Linked DNA regions of Homo sapiens: region 2 is linked to region 1. A link is a contact called in ENCODE Hi-C data. All regions are on one chromosome and are shown on one strand. The core of a region is the stretch at or near the end of the contact, and the rest is flanking DNA. Distances in the headings are between cores, read along the strand shown.

Region 1 (6,572 bases), core at 1,071-3,570:
GCAATAACTAGGTTTTAATCCACTTACCAACTTAGAGGCCTATCAGGAACACAGATGCCCATATATCATAAAAAAATTGAATCGATAGATCATCTCTTTGGACACTCTGAGCCAAACCATTTCCTTCAGCAACTAAACATAATTTTTCTTAACATGACACATATGTAGGAATTGTGTTCAAGTTTATAATATACAAACTATTAAGAGCTATAATAAGAATTTTTGGACAGTTCCAATTTTAAACTGGGGTTTAGTGATTTAAATTGGGATTTAGTAATTCAAAGACCTTATCGTTAACCCAGCGCATATCTGTCCCGGAAGTGTCCTAGTTATTGCTTTGAGGAAAAAAAGTATCAGTGTAGAAAAGTTAAAGTATAGGCCTATTTACTATAATTTATAGATAATATATTCAGAATCTATAAATATCACTAACTTGAATGACTTTTTAAATGATTTTATTAGATAGCTTAGGAGGGAGAAAAATAGTTTACAAAAAATATTTTTTGCTCTTTAAAACTGCTGATCAACCATAGAGAATGATATAAAACAAGGGACTGTTTACTTGCCGTATCTTTAAATAGTCCAAGTTCATCTTTTATTTCAAGAAAAGTAAAGATTAAATGAGTGTCCATTCTCTAATAGTATATCATAGTTCTGTGGTTTGATGGCACAAACAAAGTGAAATACTTACCAAACATTATTGTCAAGAGGGCAATTGGCATCACAAACAATCCAACCAGCAAATCAGCCACCGCCAAGGACATTAGAAAGTAATTAGTAGCATACTGCAGCTTCTTCTCCAGTGAAACAGCCAGAATAACAAGGGTATTTCCACCAATTGTGGGTATTATCACCATGAGTATCAGAAGAGCTGCCCAGTGCAGTTTATTTCCCTGTTCCTCAACAATCTGTTTCATTTCCTCTGGTATTGATTCTGTCTGTAATCCAGACCAGTTAGAAGAGATAACGTGAACAAAGGTGCTCTGCAAAATGTGCTCAGGAATTGTGCTTTGAAGTTCAGACACTCTGTAAGAGAGAGCCATTTGCTGTTTTTCTGTGATTCAATCCCGTTCCGAACAGTGGTCAGCATGGTTAGTAGCTAAGCTGCTCATCTGTTTTTTTAAGGCATTGTAACCATGCCAAACACTCAAAAGCCAAAGTTGACACCTTCCTTTAAAAAAAAAAATTCAAGTTCTCTAAAATGAGCGCATACACACATCTGTCCATGTTTGTAGGTAAGATATCCAAGTATTTATTATTTTCTAGAGGCTTAAATTTAGGAAAGCTCAGTGAAAGAAACTGATAGCTGTGAAAAAAATAGGATATATATATATTTTTAGTTTCTCTCTCTCTCTTTTTCTGCCGTAGTTGTAGAGTCGTGTTTGAACTTGCATGCCAGAGAGTTCCCCCTAGATACAAAATACATAGACTGCATTATTTTATTCATTTCTGAAAGTGGTAAAAACACTTGAACTTCATAGCCCTTCCCTTCTTAGTAAGTCTGTTGTGCATTTGTGACAATGCAGCCAATTCTCCAAATATACTGTATTTCTGATGTTGCTCAGTTAATGAAACAGAAGACACATTAATTTTTTCAATGGTTATAATAAAAAGTTAGGTGTTTCCTGACCCTTGAATGTCTTTTTACCTTTACTTACAGAAGAATAGAAAAGTCGAAACACAATAGTTCAGAATAGAACTTTTAGTATGCGCTGGCCACCCACCTAGAAACACTCAAAGCCCAACAAGGGTCTAAATAAATGTTTTACCAGCTAGGGATCCTTATATGTAATTAGCTTTGTCTTATCAGGTTTGTGAGTACTGATATAAATGTCATTTTAGATTTCCTTTAGTTTGAGAGAAGGAAAAAAAAAGGTATTACTAGGATCCAAATAATTGTGTTTAGTAATTTCATCTCTCATGGTATGTCTTTGCAACAATTGTGTTCTAAATTTAATCACTAAATTTGCCAAATTCAAACCAGTTCTTTTTTTGTTTTAAGTAGTGTTTATTTTTTTAACCTTCCCAGTTGCCTTGAGAAGAAAGGGAAACCAAAAGGAAGATTAGACCATTTATTTGTTCATCAAATGTACAAATCACGTTTTTAAAAACTCTCCTTTAGCATTAGTAAATTTTTCATTTTGATTTTTAAACCGCTGAATAGAAATGAAAGATTATGATAGCAGAATTCTTGAAGATTAAAAAAAAAAACCTTTAGATTAATTCCATATGTGTTTATTAAATGCTTACCTCTGGTTTCGTTGTTATTTTGCTGAGCATGTCATCTTATCTGTTCACTAGACTTGCTTGCTGCTGTGACTGAAATCCTCCTCCCATTGACTTATTCTGAGCCTCCAGCACAGGCGGTTGAAAGCAGTGAAACAAATACGTTGTATAGCTGCAAGCATGCCAAGGAGGTTATTTCCTCTTTGATACATTCATTTTTAGAGAGTAGCAGCATTCATTGTAATTCATAAAACCACTGTTAAGCATGTTGAACCAGTTCATGGCCCTTATTCAAGTTATATTTTTAAGAGCTCTCTTTAATATTTGGGGGGACTGTAATAAACTTGATCATTTTAGCTTCAGATAGTTTTGTTTGGGGTTAAGCCTGAGCTGTTTTTCACATTTGAGAAAAAATAAGATATAATCTAGCTATTTTAGAGGTTTCATTCTTTGAAGATTCTGCCGTTTTAAAAGCCTATAGTGATTTCTACAGTTCTGATTTCTAGCAGTGAAACAAGATTCTTATCTAGCTTTTGTGCCTTTGCTGTGGAACACCATTAATTTGCTCTGGTTGCAACCTTATATAGAAGAGCACAGAAAGGCCTGAATTCTACATGTATACATAGGTTTTAGCAGAAACTTTTTTACTGCTTATTTTTAAACAGATGATCTCTGGGTTTAGGAGTGGTTCACAGCTTTTTTTCCCCATAGACTTTACGTTGGAGAAAATACAAGTAATGAAAATACGTTTTTGCCTTATTTCAGAAAATTGGTGTTTAAATCTTAATAGTTATGCTATTTAAGTTTTCTGTAACCATAAGACTAGCTTAGTATTAGAACCTCAGCATTCTCAAGGTTTCCTTTTAAAAGATCATTATAGATGCATATTTTAAAATTAATTACTTATAAATCAGTGATGACATTTGTGCCCTTTTCTTGTTTCAAATTTGTATTCCTTTGCTCATGTTGAATGTTATTGGAAAATACTTAGTTCATTTTAGCTCTGCTGAGCACTTCAGATTTTATTCAGTATTTGCTGCTTTTTTAAAAACTCAAAATTTACTATATTAGAAAAAATACTTGTGAAGAATTCTAGATGAAATAATATTCAAGAGAAATCAGATGTTTTTTAATGTACCAGAATTTCTATTCAGGAATATGAAAATATTTTAAGGCAAGGTGCGGTGGCTCATTCCTGTAATTCCAGCACTTTGGTAGACCAAGACAGGTGGATTGCTTGAGTCTAGAAGAGACCAGCTTGGGCAACATGGCAAAACCCCATCTCTACAAAAAAAACCACATAAATTAGCCAAGGGTGGTGGTTCACACCCGTAGTCCCAGCTACTGGGCGGCGGCGGAGGGGTTGAGGGTTAGGGGTCAGGGGAGACCTGAGGCAGGAGGATTGCATGAACCTGGGGGAGGTCGAGGCTGCAGTGAGCTGAGATCACACCACTGCGCTCCAGCTTGGGGTGACAGAATGAGATCTTGTCTCCAAGATTAAAAAAAAAAGAGGAAAAGAAATTATTTTTAAATACTGCTTAGTTGTGAGTTACACTTTGACATCTGTGCTTATGAAGGCAGGTAGGGATCTGCAAAACAAGTAATGTCAGATTGAAAATAGCAGCACCATTTTATATCCAGTGAAAAGACTTGTATGAAATAAGCCTTTATTGATTTGTTTATAGATAAAATTTTTTAAATATTAAGTATATTATAAAAATGCAGTCATTGTTGTATTTTGCCTGTATTAATCCTTTCACTCACATTCACTCATTTTTTGCCTCAACTTATAAAAAGTAAGATTGGTACTCTGATTTTTTTTATTTTTGCTTTTTTAAGTCTGTTTAATGTCTAAGGAACGTAACTAGTTAGAACAGCTACTTATTTGGCAATCTCAAGTTATGGGAAGCATAGCTGAGAATCAAGAAAAAAGCAAAATAATAATAAATAAATAATTATATAAAAGGATAGTTGAGTCTCAGCAAATAACTAAACCTGTGCTCTAAAACCCTAAGCACTTTAAGTAGAAAGTAGCCTCTAAGTCCCCACTCCATATCTTTTTACTCTTTACACACATACACGCACACACACGCACAGACGTATACACACACACAAAACTTTGCCTCTCCCCCTTCTTTAGTGAAAATAACATTTGTACATGGTGGTAGATGTAGATAGTACAAAAGAATGTTGAGTGATAAATTCATGTGAGACAATTTTAATAAACATGTTTCCCTGCCTACTCCAGATTTGAGTAACAAGTTAAAAGGTGGACAAGCACTTTGATAATAGCAAATAGGGTCAACTGAAACAGCAACAACAACAACAAAAAAAAAAAAAACAAGAATTTAAATGTATAAACATGTAGGTCTACTCAAAGTAGAGACTTGTACCTTTTTTTGTGTTTGTTTTTGTTTTGTTTTTTGAGACAGAGCCTTCCTCTGTCACCCAGGCTGGAGTGCAGTGGCACAATCTCAGCTCACTGCAACCTCTGCCTCCCAGGTTCAAGCAATTCTCCTGTCTCAGCCTCCCAAGTAGCTGGGATTACAGGCGCCTGCCACCACGCCTGGCTAATTTTTGTATTTTTAGCAGAGACGGGGTTTCGCCATGTTGACCAGGATGGTCTCGAACTCTTGACCTCAAGTGATCGCCTGCCTCAGCCTCCCAAAGTGCTGGGATTACGGGCATGAGCCACCGCACCCCACGCCCTTTGACAACATTTTATGTGGCATAATGATGGATAGCACAGTGATGACTTCTGTGTACTTAAGAAAAGGCTAGATCATGTTCATTCAGCAAATAAATGTGAAATGAATTTATTAAATATTTCTATGCAAATAATAAGAAATATAAAAGTATGATTCTTAATGGTAGAGTGAAGTTTTTAATATCTGGAAGCTTCATTTGTGTAGAATATTTCCTTTCCCAAAAGCTTCAGATAAAGTAACTCTTACTAAAGTAACTTCAAGGTCAGACTCAGCCTCTAATCCAGTAATAACCAAAAAAACCTAATTGGCACATTTTTTTCTAAGACAATTGAATTTTCTCCCTGATGTCTTTTTAATTTATTGAGCAGATTCTGTCTTTGACCGAAAAGGGCAGTCTAATATTCTTTATAGGTCTAGGAAGACAGCTTAAATATCAGCCAAGAACACTTTTTTACCTCTCAGTCATAATACCTATTAAACAGTAACCATAAAGGAATGTTTAACATGACAGGGATTGTATCTGCTACATATTCATTTGTGAAGTATTTACTAAGTGCCATATGCTCATGGAGATATATTAATGAATAAGGTAAACATTTTCTGTCCTCATGTAATTTATAATTTTATGGAGGATGCAAACAAGTATATTGGTAACTATAGTACAGATAAGGTAGAACTAAGACTAGCTCACTTCAACAGGACCTACAGTGGAGTTCAAATATTTCTCAGCTTTCTTTTTATTCATTCCTCTCATGTTCATTCTCTTTGACAAGATCAGTGAAAGAGCTGAAACTATAAGAATAGCTATTTCAAACTTAATCTGTTCTCGTTAGACTCCTTCATTCTCTTCTGACTGCCTGTTATTTTAACGAAAGACTTTGACAAATCAAAAACAAGCTTCCTTCACTGTCTTCTCAAAATGTCTTTCTTTTCATCCATCCTATCCTTCTTTGGGATCATGTTATCATTCCTTTCCACAATTGACTTCTACTTAGGTTCTTGATCCCATCTCATATGTATATGAAGTCTGTGTTGCTTCCTCTGGCATTAACAGCCTATACCAGGAGTGTGATAGGCTGCCATCTCTACTGTCACAGCTAGTCTAGGAGTGGGGGTGTGGTAGGCAGACAGTTTAAGATGCCACAGTGCTGTCTTACCACAATACAGCACCTTCTTCTTTAAGCCCTCCCCAGGTTAAGTTTTTTACTGGATTCCTGTGTAAAAGTTGATCTAGACAATTTTTGCCAGGTTATTGCCAGAACAAAAGAATAAGATTTTTTTTTGTCATCGAAACTCTAGAGTACAACCTGATGTCATAAAATGGTGTTGTCCTTTAATCAAAAGACTGCTATACCTGGAATTATAGTTGATGATCATAACCCAAATATCTTTTGGAGTAGATATGCTCAACTCTGCATGTCCTCAGTAATCACAGTAATCAGCTATTAGAAATAGACTTTTATCATTAGAATACTTGTTTAAATATCAGAAGTGATTAAAACTTTTTGAGAATCAAAGTACATTTATGTTGATTACTATAAAAATCAAAGAAATATCAATACAGTTCTCAATGAATAGCAGTAAGTTGATGGCAGCTCACTCATACTGCAAGACTTTTCTTAGTTTGCTGATTAGAAA
Region 2 (6,619 bases), core at 689-3,188, 180 kb after region 1:
CCTTCTCCCAGGTAAGCCTCACTGCGCATCACCGGTGCCAGCCGGGGCAGTCCGGGCACAGCCGGTCTTGCCTGGATTTTACTCAGCTTTCACCGGAGGCTAGCATTACGTTTATAACTGTCTTTCAAAGTTGGAGGGAAAAAAGAGAGTGACAGATCTTAGGCTAAAGAAAATTTCTAAGAATCCTTTGAGAAGTAGCACTGTTGTTGGAATGTGGTTATCACTTCCCAAGGTGACAGCTCTGAAGGAGACAGCAAAATTATTTGCAAGGTGTTGGAGTCATACCTTATCTTGCTTAGCAGTGTAAATGTTCTTTCATTTAATATTTAGACCCAAAACACAGAAAAATGAAACCACTGTTTTCAGTTAGCTGCTTAGCAACTCTAAAGATAAAATGGTTCTAATGGGGCCAGGCACGGTGGCTCACACCTGCAATCTCAACACTTTGGGAGGCCGAGGTGGGCGGATCACTTGAGACCAGCCTGGCCCACATGGTGAAACCCCATCTCTACTAAAAATACAAAAATTAGCTGGTTCATGGTGGCGTGCGCCTGTAATCCCAGCTACTAGGGAAGCTGAGGCACGAGAATCACCTGAACCTGGGAGGCGGAGGCTGCAGTGAGCTAAGATCCTGCCAGTGCACTCCAGCCTAGGCAACAAAGCAAGACCCCATCTCAAAAAAAGTGGGGGGCTGTAGTGGGATGGGGCCTGAGACCAGGGTAAATTATGCTCACTCTAAATCACATTGAGCTGAAATCTGTGCGCTCACAACTTCCACCACTGCTATCCCTGCTTCACTGGAAACTCTCAAGAGAACCCCTGATGCAAAGTCTCGTTTTTCTCTGTAATTTATAATGACTTGATCTAATGTGCTAACCTAACAAAGTTATGTCTGAATATACATACGTTTATATACTAAAATTTTAAAAAAAATAAAGGTAGAGCTAGAAATGCATCTTCTGATTTATAGACTGTCTAGGATATAATGTCAAATAGAAAAAGGAAATCATAAAGTAATTTGACCAATAATTTCGGAAAAAGCAAATGTATAAAGACACAGGGCTATGGATTATGTATGTGCCTATGTAGCGGAAAGGTGTGGACATGTACGCCCTCTTTGCTGACATTATAAACTGCAAGGGGGGAATAGGAATAAGGAAGTTTGGGTGAAAAATGCAGAGAGGCCCTGAGGCTCCTCAAGAGAGAGAAGTGAGACTAGGACACGGGGTTTAGTGGCGTGGAAGTCAGTTGCTGTGCATTTTTGTGGGTTGATGGAGCAAAAGCGAAATGAATGGATTGAGGGCCAGGTGGGAAGTGAGAAAATGGCTTAAGAAGTGTATGCTGCTCCTCGCCCAGTCTGGCTGTGCACAGAAGAGCAATAGTGGCTGAAGGGGGCATTTTTGTTTGTTTTAAGATGAGAGAAACCTGAGCATGTTAAAATGCTGATGGAGTAGCTCCAGCCGAGAGGGAGAGCTGGAACATTCAAGGCAGGAAGAGTCTACAGGATGGCATTGAAAATATGGGTGTTTTCATTGTTTTCTAAACCACTTATACTTTCTTGGCCCACAAAGCCCCAGACCCATTTAAACCTCCAGAGAAACAAAACCATCATTAGATCAGCTTGGACAATACACCCCAGGGAATGGACAATGACAGCTGTTATTTAAGGATTCAAATGCATCTCATTTAGCACTTCAGAGAAATGTGTTACCTGATGCATTTATTTTATATGAAACAGACGTAATATGTTACAAAAGGGCTGTTGGTAAATCACTAAGCTTAGGAGCCTGGTTCCGTTGTTCTCACCCCCAGTGACTCAGGTTTCCTTACTATATATCACAGCCAGTTTCCTTGTATGGCTTCCTTAAGTAGAAATGCAAGACCTTCCTGTGCTATTCTAGAAGACTGATTTTAAGACAAATATTCTCGCCTCTTGACAAAATAGGTTTAAGTGCCAGGTGAGGTCAGCCGTGGACATTTACTTGCTGGTTGCCATGTAAGTGCCAATCGTATGCTCAGCAATTTCCTTCTATACAAAGTGCTCAGATCTAAGAGTTGCTCATATATTTACTCAACAAATATTTGAGGGCCTCGAAATAACACTATTGTAGGAACTAATGGGGAAGGGATGCAAAAGAAATCTAAAAGAGTATCTGTGGTTTAAAATACCTCCAAGAATTTCCAGCCTAGATAGGGAAGATCACAGTGATTCTGACAACAGCAGCTCCCGCCTGCTGGCAGTGCCGGGTGCCAGGCACTGTTCTAGGCGCCTTATGGGTGTTCAGTCATCTCCTCTTCTTAGCAGCCCTGTGGTAGGTGCTATTTTTATTCACATTTCACAGATGAAGAGACAGAGAGAAAATAGGTCACTTGCCAAGTTCACACAGCTAATAAGTAACTGTGATGGGGCTGGGATTCAAATCCAGGTGGTCTGACTCAGTGGTCCATGCTCCTAACCACTGCCCTATATTACCTTCTTGTGAGACATACATGAATGCAAAATAGCAAATAACAGAAAATAAATATGTGATCACAGATTCATAAAGGTGATAGACACAGGAAGTGCCACAGAAATTCCAAGTACTCCAGGAATACTGGGAGATGGCTGGCGTGGGGTAAAGAGGAAGTGAGATGAGTTGAGGAAGGGAAGGGTGTGGCCAGCAGGGGTGGCATCCTCTGGGGGAGACAGCACAAGCATAAGCTTTATCCTTTGCCTCTCCACTGCACTCACATCAACCCCCCCAAGAAACCCATGTTAGTGATCTAGTGTGTGCATGCGCTTTCATACTTAAAAGATGCACACACAGAGTACACGGAGGTATGTACTACACACAGATCCATATATACTTTTGTCAGTATTTGTTTTTCAAAATGAGATAACATAGAGATAGAAATACACATACTTCTACACCATGTTGCCTTTTTCTCTTGTTAATGTTTCTTGAAAGTCCTTCTGAGTTAGGCAGTGTAGCAAGTTGATACTTTTTAATGCTATGAATGTATAATTTTCTAGATTTTTTGCTATTTCAAACAATGCTGTAGTAAAATCTTTGTAAAAATATCCTTATTTACCAGGGCTTTTATTTATATGGGCTCTTGCTGCTGGATGAAAAAGTATTTTTTTAATAATAGATTTTTCCAGATTGCTCTTTTCAAAGGCTGTTAATAATTCAGATTTCACTAGGAGAACATGAAGGAGCCTCTTCCCTCCATCTCCACTAGCAATAGGTGCTGTTACTCTATTTTTTTTTAATGTTTTTGCCAATCTGGATTTGGATTTGCTACATTGTACATTTCCAATTTCATATCCTTTCTGTTTTTTTCAGTTGTGCTTCTTTCCAAACCCTTTTCACCATCATTACAAATGTTTTAAAGATATATTTTTTCTAATCTCTTTTGCCACAAATCTTTTTTAAAATTTTTTTTAAGTTAAAGATTGAGGCGGGATGTGGTGGCTCACGCCTGAATCCCAGCAATTTGAGAGGCCAAAACAGGCACATCACCTGAGGCCAGGAGTTCAAGACCACCCTGGCCAACATGGTGAAACCCTGTCTCTACTAAAAATACAAAAATCAGCTGGGCGTGGTGGTGCACACCTGTAATCCAAGCTACTCGGTAGTCTGAGGCGCAAGAATCATTTGAACCCGGGAGGTGGAGGTTGCAGTGATCCAACATCACGCCGCTGCACTCCAGCCTGGGCAGAGCAAGACTCCATCTCAAAAAAAAAAAGTTAAATATATTCGCTTTTATTTTATAGTTCCTGGGTCTCCTGTCCTGGTTAAGGTCTTCCCTAACCCTAAATTTTACATGTAGTCTCCTAGGTTTTCTTTTAAGATTTTAATTTTTTCATCTAAGTTGTAGTCATTAAATATGTTATGCATAGGAAAGAAAAACATATATGTTTATATAAGGTTTGAAGTAACCATTCTCCAATTTTTGGTTTCAGGAGCCATTTACATTCTTAAAAATTACTGAAGATTCTGAAGAGTTAATGAGTATTTTGTCTATCAAAATTTTTTAAATGAGAACTTAAATATGATAAAATGTTAAATATTAAAATATTAAATAACTTAAAATGGCAATAGTAAATCCATTACATTAATATAAATAAGATATTCTTATGAAAAAGAATTATTTTTCAAAACAAAATTTTATGAAAAAGTGTAGCATTGTGGGTTTGTTTTTTTTTTTTTTTTTTTTTTTTTGCCAATCTCTTTAATGTCTGGATCAGAAAAACACAGTTTGATCTGGGCTGTATCTGTTGTCATATGTTGTTTTGATTGAAGGACATAAAGAAAATCTAGCCTCACACACCTGTGTACTTGGAAAGGGGTGAAGTATTTTCAAAGCCTTTTCAGATAGATATTTTTGCTCAATATTACTTTAAAACCAGACAGGTAATAGTTTATTAAAAGTTAGTTGCAATGTGGAATTAGAAACCAATTTTAAATATCATTTTTATTGGCTGGGTGCAGTGGCTCACGCCTGTAATCTCAGCACTTTCGGAGCCCCAGGTGGGTGGATCACCTGAGGTCAGGAGTTTTGAGACCAGCCTGGCCAACATGGTGAAACCCTGTCTCTACCAAAAATACAAAAATTAGCTGGGCATCGTGGTGTGCGCCTGTAATCTCAGCTACTCTGGAGGCTGAGGTGGGAGAATCGCCTGAACCCGGGATGCGGAGATTGCAGTGAGCCAAGATCACACCACTGCACTCCAGCCTGGGTGACGGAGCGAGACTCCGTCTCAAAAAAATAAATAAATAAGTAAATAGTCATTTTTATCTTGTTAATTAAAATCTATTGATCTATTTTGCATTTTGTTAATTTGATTTTCTGATTGTTCCCTAACAATCAGATGTGCTAATGTATAGAAATACAATTGATTTTAGAATATTGAACTTGTATCCTACAACCTTACTGAATTTATTAGCTCAAAGAGTTTTTTGTTTGTTGTGGGTTTTGGGTTTGTTTGGGTTGTTTTGTTTTGTTTTGTTTTGTTTTGAATTCCTTAGGATTTTCTGTATAACAAGATTGTGTCATCTGTGAATAGAGATCATTTTACTTCCTTTTCAATCTAGCTATCCTTTATTTTCTTGCCTTGCCTGATTGTGCTGGCTAGAGACTCTAGTACAATGCCAAATAGAAGTGGAGAGAGCAGGCATCTTTTGCTTGTTCCTGATCTTACAGTGAATGTTTTCAGTCCTTCTCCATCTAGTACAGCGTTAGCTGGGATTTTTTCATAGATCTGATTATAAGATTAAGAAAGTTTCCCTCTGTTCCTAGTTTGCTGAGTGTTGGGTTTTGTTAAATGCTTTTTCTTCATCATATGAGATGATCATTCTTTGATTTTTTCCCTTTCATACTACTGATATGGTGTATTTATTTATATTGACTTTCAGACCAGGTGCGGTGGCTCATGCCTGTAATCCCAGCATTTTGGGAGGCTAAGGCCGGTGGATCACCTGAGGCCAGGAGTTCAAGACCAGCCTGGCCAACATGATGAAACCCCATTTCTACTAAAATACAAAAATTAGCCGGGTGTGATGGTGCATGCTTGTAATCCTAGCTACTCAGAGGCTGAGGCATGAAAATTGCTTGAACCTGGGAGGTGGAGGTTGCAGTGAGCCGAGATTGCGCTACTGCACTCCAGACTGGGCAACAGAGCGAGACTCAGTCTCAAAAAAATAATTATGGCCAGGCGTGGTGGCTCACGCCTGTAATCTCAGCACTTTGGGAGGCCAAGGTGGATGGATCACTGGGTCAAGAGATCAAGACCATCCTGGCCAACATGGTAAAACCCCATCTCTACTGAAAATACAAAAGTTAGCTGGGTGTGGTGGCGCACGCCTGTAGTCCCAGCTACTCCGGAGACAAAGGCAGGAGAATTGCTTGAGCCCAGGAGGCAGAGGTTGCAGTGAGCCGAGATCGCGCCACTGCACTCCAGCCTGGCAACAGAGACTGCATCTCAATAATAATAATAATCATTATTATTATCATATTGCTTTTCTTACTTCCCAATTTCTACTGGCATCCTGCCTGTTTCATATTTTCAATAGCTCTTTTACCCATGCAGGATTTTGTATTATAATTCATTGATCATTTGGAAAATATTGGCTTACCAAGTTTTACAGTTTTTCCAAATTTTTTGTTTGTTTGAGACGAAGTCTCACTCTATCGCCCAGGCTGGAGTGCAATGGTGCCATCTCTCGGCCAGCTGCAACCTCCGCCTCCTGGGTTCAAGTGGTTCTTTTGCCTCAGCCTCCCAAGTAGCTGGGTTACAGGCATGTGCCACCACGCCTGGCTAATTTTTTGTATTTTTAGTAGAGACAGGGCTTCACTATGTTGGCCAGGCTGATCTTGAACTCCTGACCTCAGGTGATCTGCCCACCTCGTCCTCCCAAAGTGCTGGGATTACAGGTGTGAGCCACTGTGCCCAGCCCCAAATGTTGATACATTTTATTATATAACATAAGAAATTGTGTATTATCAACACCAATAGCATCAGAAAAGCCTTTAGGTATTGGGAAGCTATTGAGCTCACAATGGCAGATATAGGTTTCTCAAAATTCTCATTTTTTCTTGAAAGTTTAAATTGTATTATTGCTGACAAATACTATTG

The links. Hi-C counts contacts between places; a loop is a spot of excess contacts on that map.
Region 2: a map with no recorded cell type shows a loop between it and region 1 (2.2-fold over the local background). The contact joins the enhancer-like site here to the promoter of HTR2B in region 1. A Hi-C loop is called at or near these places in 2 of 37 single-sample maps with no recorded cell type.

The regions. Positions count from the first base shown.
Region 1 is chr2:231,122,722-231,129,293 of GRCh38, forward strand. HTR2B (5-hydroxytryptamine receptor 2B) reads right to left here and starts at 2,321. Exons shown (of 4, transcript NM_000867.5): 1 at 2,251-2,321; 2 at 692-1,409. The coding sequence starts at 1,043. The region is part of intron 16 of PSMD1 (proteasome 26S subunit, non-ATPase 1); the gene reads left to right.
Region 2 is chr2:231,298,258-231,304,876 of GRCh38, forward strand. The region is part of intron 19 of ARMC9 (armadillo repeat containing 9); the gene reads left to right. Among named protein-coding and RNA genes, the nearest start is that of MIR4777, 61 kb to the right of the region's middle. Within about 2 kb of position 1,939, at least 8 of the 41 ENCODE cell types and tissues checked have a DNase peak (open chromatin) inside an H3K27ac peak, as active enhancers do.